2 separate regions of the Homo sapiens genome follow, and region 2 is linked to region 1. Evidence: read pairs that join two places in POLR2A ChIA-PET (ENCODE). Cell type or tissue: K562. All regions are shown on one strand. Links, peaks and the distances in the headings refer to the core of each region. The heading gives the core; the rest is flanking DNA.

Region 1 (2,918 bases), core at 277-2,776:
TTTAAATCTAGTATTGGCCAGGTATGGTAGCTCACGTCTGTAATCCCAGCACTTTGGGAGGCTGAGGCAGGAGTACTGCTTGAATCCAGGAGTTTGAGACCATCCTGAGCAACATGTCAAAACCCTGTCTTTACAAAGAATACAAAACATTATCCAGGCATGGTGGCACGCACTTGTAATCCCAGCTACTTGGGAGGCTGAGGTGGGAGGATCACCTGAGCCTAGGGAGAAAAAATGAGAAATTAATTTTAACAATGCATTTTATTTAACCCAACGTACCCAAAATGTCATTTCAACATGTAATCAATATAAAAATGACTGAGATATTTTACACTCTTATTTTCATACTAAGTTTTCCAATTCCAGTGTCTATTTTACACTTAGCACATAGCGAGTTTCACATGCTCAGTAGCCACATAGCCTAGGGGTTGGCCATTCAGCTCCTCCATTTACTCTCCAAGAACTTTCCAGTAAATGCTTCCTGGGGCTTAGGCTAACCAGAAATGATTTTCTATTTCCTGCTAGCCTGGCCCCAACCCTGAGACCTGTATGAAGGTGGATAGTCCACACTCAGAAAAGAGAAGCAGGATGGTAGTCATGGAAGCTGGAATCTGCCAAGGAGTATGGAACAACTCACCAGCCAAATGAACTCGTCCTAAAAATATGGATCTAATTTTTTTAAAAAAGAAAAGGCCAAGTGCAGTGGCTCACACCCATAATCCCAGCATCCCAGCACTTGGGAGGCCGAGGTAGATGGATCACTTGAGGTCAGGAGTTCGAGATCAGCCTGGCCAACATGGTGACACCCCATCTCTACTAAAGATACAAAAATTAGCCAGGCATGGTGGCATGTGCCTGTAGTCCCAGCTACTCGGGAGGCTGAAGCATGAGAATCGCTTGGACCTGGGAGGCAGAGGCTGCGGTGAGCCAAAATTGCGCCAATGCACTCCAGCCTGGGTGACAGAAGAAGACCCTGTTTCAGGGGGAAAAAAAAGAAAAAGAAAGGAAAGGGAAAAAACATGAAGAGAGCCCAGTGTATCCAGACCCGAGTCTCATCACCTTCTCAGGAAGCTTTTTGGGTTGTCCAGGCCTTAAGTAGGCCTGTGCTTCCAAACTTCATTTCTGGGAGGAGTGCCAGTGGGCTGGGGAAGTCGGAGGCTAGAAGAAGCCTGTTCTTGTACCTTGCAGTCTGTTCCACCACCGAGGAACAGGCCTGACCCGAGTGGCCTGCAGTAAAGCTCCGAGTCAGGGAGCATGGTATAATCACCTGACACTGGTGTTACAGGTAAATCACAATCTCTCCCCATAGACAACATGATCTTCCTCATGTACAAGATAAGCTACTTATTCAGTAAGACAGCACTCAGGGAAGTATGAATTTGCAGATCTGGTGATAAATCCACTGGTCTGGCAGAAATGGACCTGGACTGGGATAGCCATGACTCCAGTTCTAGCCACCTTTCTGCCTGCCATTAGCGGCATTGCCTTCGGCAGGCTGCCTCCCTTCTGCATCTGTTTCCCAGTCTATATAGTGGAGATTAAAGTCTCAGCCATGCATTTCTGCTTCCAAGCATCCGTGAGGCATCTAGAAGCTGGAAAGCTTTGTACATCGCTTAGGCAGAACACGCGGAGGGAGCTGGTCACTGCTGATGGAGTCTCAAGTATTGGCTAGCTCCTTCCATACCTCACCCTCTTACCTTTCAGGAATTGTCCTGGGACCTGAAGCTGAGCCCCAAGACGGTGCCTGGGACCCCCCCCCAACCCGGCCCTGGTGTCAGTGTGTGCCACAGCTTACCCTGCTGTTCTCTAGGCCCCTTCCCTAATACTGAAACTACTGTCTAACCTGGGTGGTTTTTTTTTTTTTGCATTTTGGAGGGGGGATGGGGAGAGGGGGGACAGTTTTGTTCTTTTTGCCCAGGCTGGAGTGCAATGGCATGATCTCAGCTCACTGCAACCTCTGCCTCCTGGGTTCAAATGATTCTCCTGCCTCAGCCTCCTAAGTAGCTGAGATTACAGGCACACACCACCATGCCCGGCTAATTTTGGTATTTTTAGTAGAAATGGGGTTTCACCATGTTGGCCAGGCTGGTCTCGAACTCCTGACCTCAGGTGATCCACCCACCTTGGCATCCCAAAATGCTGGAATTACAGGCATGAAGCACTGCGCCCGGCCATGGATGTTTTGTTTTGCTAATTGTCTGCCTCTCGCTGGTCGAATATAAGCTCCATGAGGACAGGGGTTTTGTTTTTTAATTCACTGCTGTATTCCCAATGCTTAGCACACAGTGCCTGGCACATAGTAGCCACTTTAAACACATCGGTCAAATAAATGAATATATGAAGGAGTGGATTCCATCTTAAATTCCCTTTTAGAATTTGACGTCAAGGAGGAGTGAGGGCCTTGGAGCCCAGCAGGCCTGGAGTGGAATCCCTGCTTGGTTACTGCATAGCTCCAAGTTGCCCCCATCCTGATCAGAGTTAAGATGTCCTGCTGGCTGCAGGGTCTCCCTATTTAAGGACTGCACAAGCATAACTGCCTGTTGTCCTCCCACCACTTCACAAAAGGCTCAATTCCAATTTTGCCCAAAGAGGGCCCCTCACAGGGCCAGACCAAGGGCATCGGGCTCTGACCACCATCTCCCACCTCCCCACATTTTCTGCCTTCGGGCCTGGGCCCCAACCCTGGCCCCAAACACAAGAGCCAGAGCCAAACACGTCTAGCATATACCACCACGGGTGATTTATTTAAGGGTCTCCAAATAATCGCTTAAGTGTCACCATGGCAACCTGAAGAGTTGCCATGGAGATTGGAGCAGGAAACGTCCCCATGGAGACCCCTGGGAGACGCTCTAGGAAATCATTACCAGGTGGAGGGGGCTTGGGAAGGGGGAGCTGGACAAATAAGGGAGGCCCACGGT
Region 2 (2,918 bases), core at 160-2,659, 200 kb after region 1:
TGGTTACAGCAAGTCCTGTTCCATTGACCAACCAGCTCTCTTGCCACATGGGCCATCTGTCCATTAATATGGGGTGTGACCATTTATGGAAATGACTACAAACCCTCATCCTACTCACAGCCTCAACATCTATTGTATCTTGGTGGCCAAGTAGGAATAAGTAGCAAAGTTAATTTCATTGTGACTGTATTCTTTTTTTTGGTCCTCCCTGTCTTCACTTTATTCATATAAGTAAAGAAAACTCCTATTAAAGGCAAAACAAACAAAAAACAGGCAGCCAAGGAGTTTGAGAGTAATGTAGTTTCATAAACAGCACCTTCAGATATGTATGATCTCCCGTGATTTGCGGGTATACCACAAACAGTTTTTTCTTAAAAGTATGGGACACACAGTTTGATGTCAAATTACTGAGAGGAAGATCAAACCCTGCAGATTTCAGATTTCAGATTTCCCTTGATAGTGGCTGTTTTACTCTGACATGCCTAAAATTAACATATGTCACATTTAAAAATGTATTACACATATTCACGTAAGCTTAAGAAAGGGTATCATGAAACAAGGAAATTGAAACACACGTCAGTGATAGAAGTTAAAGAAACATGCATGAGGTCAACTCTATACGATTCTGCAAAAAACAGCTCTAGGCAGTTCACTGCTACGTAAACAAGAAGTTGGAAGTTGGGGGTTCAGCTTCACTTGAAAATCGTGGAGTTGTCACCCATTCCTCTCTCAACCCTGTACCCTTATCTTCCACCTCGACTCTTGTTTCCCTTTCTTTAGTTTCTGACACTGGCTTCTTGGCTTCAGCCATTCTCAACAGAGGGAACAGCATGAGAAAAGTCAGTTGAGCTTCCCCATGGGGTTACATCTCCTCCACCTCCTAGGAAACATCCTCCCTATTTTTTTGTAGCTGCCATTTTTGGAAGGCAGCTTCCTCTACACCCCTCCACTTATGCAAACTGCTCGTCTTCACAGGTTCAGATCTAGTTCTCCCTTCTCCAGGATCCGGGAGTTTCCCTCCAATTTCATGAACGGCATCATATTTATTGTCTGTACAACTCATTTTACTCAGGGGGCAGAGGGCAGTTGTAACCTCTATGGACATTGTTCTCTTCAGACAAGCCTGCCATTTGGAGAGGGATACAGTGGATGGGGGATACACATGGTGAGTCAGCTGAGTCTAATACTCTTTGGAAACCAGTAGGTGACAGACGCCACAGCCAACTCTTCCCCCACATTTAGGTCGCTCATTCTTGTACACAATAGACCCTGCCTTACTTCACTCATTTCACCTCCATCTCTTCTCTCTTGAGATCCTAAATTTAACTCACTGAAGGGAGGGACCACTTCATCTGTTACATCCCTTTTGACATGCAACACAGGGCTGATTTTTCCAGAGGTTACCAGCCAAATTCCTATGGCATGAATGAATAAATGGGTGCTTCTGATTACCAAATCAGTCTCCAGCCCTCAGTTCCCTAAGACCATCTCAAAATTCATAGTTCTCCCATCATCTCTAGTCTGAAATATCTAAAATCCTCCACTTCTATTTTCTCCTTCAAATCTGGCCCTCTTAACCTTCTCATATCTCTTAATGATACAGTTATTCTCTAATACTCAGCAGAAACCTCAATCATCTTGGAATCCTTCTCTTCTTGGTCTCTAAAAATCACCAAAATCCACTGAGTTAGGTATTTCCTTTTCATTCGCACGGCTACAACCTGGGTTTCATCAACAGCCTAAGTTTAGGCCCTTATCACCCAAGCCTGGACTTTTGTAAGTGCCTCCTGCTTCATTGCCTTGAACAATAAAACCAGGCTAATCTTCCTAAGACATTGTTTTCTTCAAGTCAATGAACTGCATTTAAAAAATAAACATCCATGGCTCCTATAACTAGTGAAATAGAATTCAGATGTCAGCCTACACTCAAGGCCCACCCCCACCACCCCCAACTGACTTCAGCTGACTTTCCAGCCTTCCTCTTTCCACCTGGACTTTGCAACGTTTCTGTCCAATTGGACTGGTTTGCTCACGGGCTCCCCAAGCAGGCCTCTGGCAATATTAAATGTCTTTGTTCATCCTGCCACACGGCCCTTTTTATTTTGTCTTTCCAAATTCTGCCCAGTCTTCCAGGCTCAGTCAAGGGTGAGTCCCATCTCTTTGACACCTTCGCCAGCCACTTGCAAAGACCACAGGCTATTTACCCTTGAAGTTCTTGAAGTTTCAACTTCAGGGCCTCACACCCCCAAGGCTTGGACCTTATTATATATTTGTAACTATATATATATATTTTTTTTTTCTAAAGAAGTTCTTTCAATATTATGAACTTCGACCCCACATAAACTTGCACCCACCATTCTGATCATCTGCAGCTCTCAGCTGCAGTTTAACTGATCTGCAGGGTTAGAGCTACTTATAGTGTCTTATTCAGTAAGCCTGGAAACATACTCAGAGCTCACACTGAGTCTCCTATTTCTTTGATTTCCATTTGGATCAAATCCCCAATGGTATGTTGAATACGTATTTTGAATATATATTTCCATTCGTGTAGACTTCAGAGCTCCTGGATGCAGAGGCGGGGAAGATCTTGCCCTTGGCATCAGGGCACATGTTTTTGGAAGGATTAAATATGAGCATCTATAAAGGGAGGCGGGCAACATGAGTACCCTAAGAAAAGTACAAACAAAGTACTGTAGGGGGTTAAAGAAGAGATGGCGCTAGGTTTGGCATTTTACCCATGGTATACCAACATCCCAGCAAGGTGTGCCGGGTATGCGAGAGAATGGCAGCTGCCTTTTCCTGGTGCCTGGCTTATTCTCCACACCCTTGGCCCCCCAGCACAGCTAATGAGGCATTCCTTGTGCTCCTAGTTTTGCCACCCCAGCTCCTTTCTGGCTTCCCCAGAAATCTGTGGTCTA

Evidence for each region. ChIA-PET counts read pairs that join two places held together with the same protein. Peaks named below come from ENCODE experiments on the same cell type or tissue, not always from the same donor. Only the 100,000 strongest peaks of a DNase experiment are listed, where the experiment ranks them.
Region 2: POLR2A ChIA-PET joins it to region 1 with 5 read pairs; 3 of 35 experiments call an interaction of 5 or more read pairs at or near these places.

Annotation. Positions count from the first base shown.
Region 1 is chr10:77,967,663-77,970,580 of GRCh38, reverse strand. No RefSeq gene overlaps it. Among named protein-coding and RNA genes, the nearest start is that of DLG5-AS1, 42 kb to the right of the region's middle. In K562, for the core only: no CTCF peak of the experiment used is centred there; a DNase peak (open chromatin) is centred at 1,417.
Region 2 is chr10:77,765,350-77,768,267 of GRCh38, reverse strand. No RefSeq gene overlaps it. Among named protein-coding and RNA genes, the nearest start is that of KCNMA1, 130 kb to the right of the region's middle. In K562, for the core only: no CTCF peak of the experiment used is centred there; no DNase peak of the experiment used is centred there; H3K27me3 peaks cover 124 bases.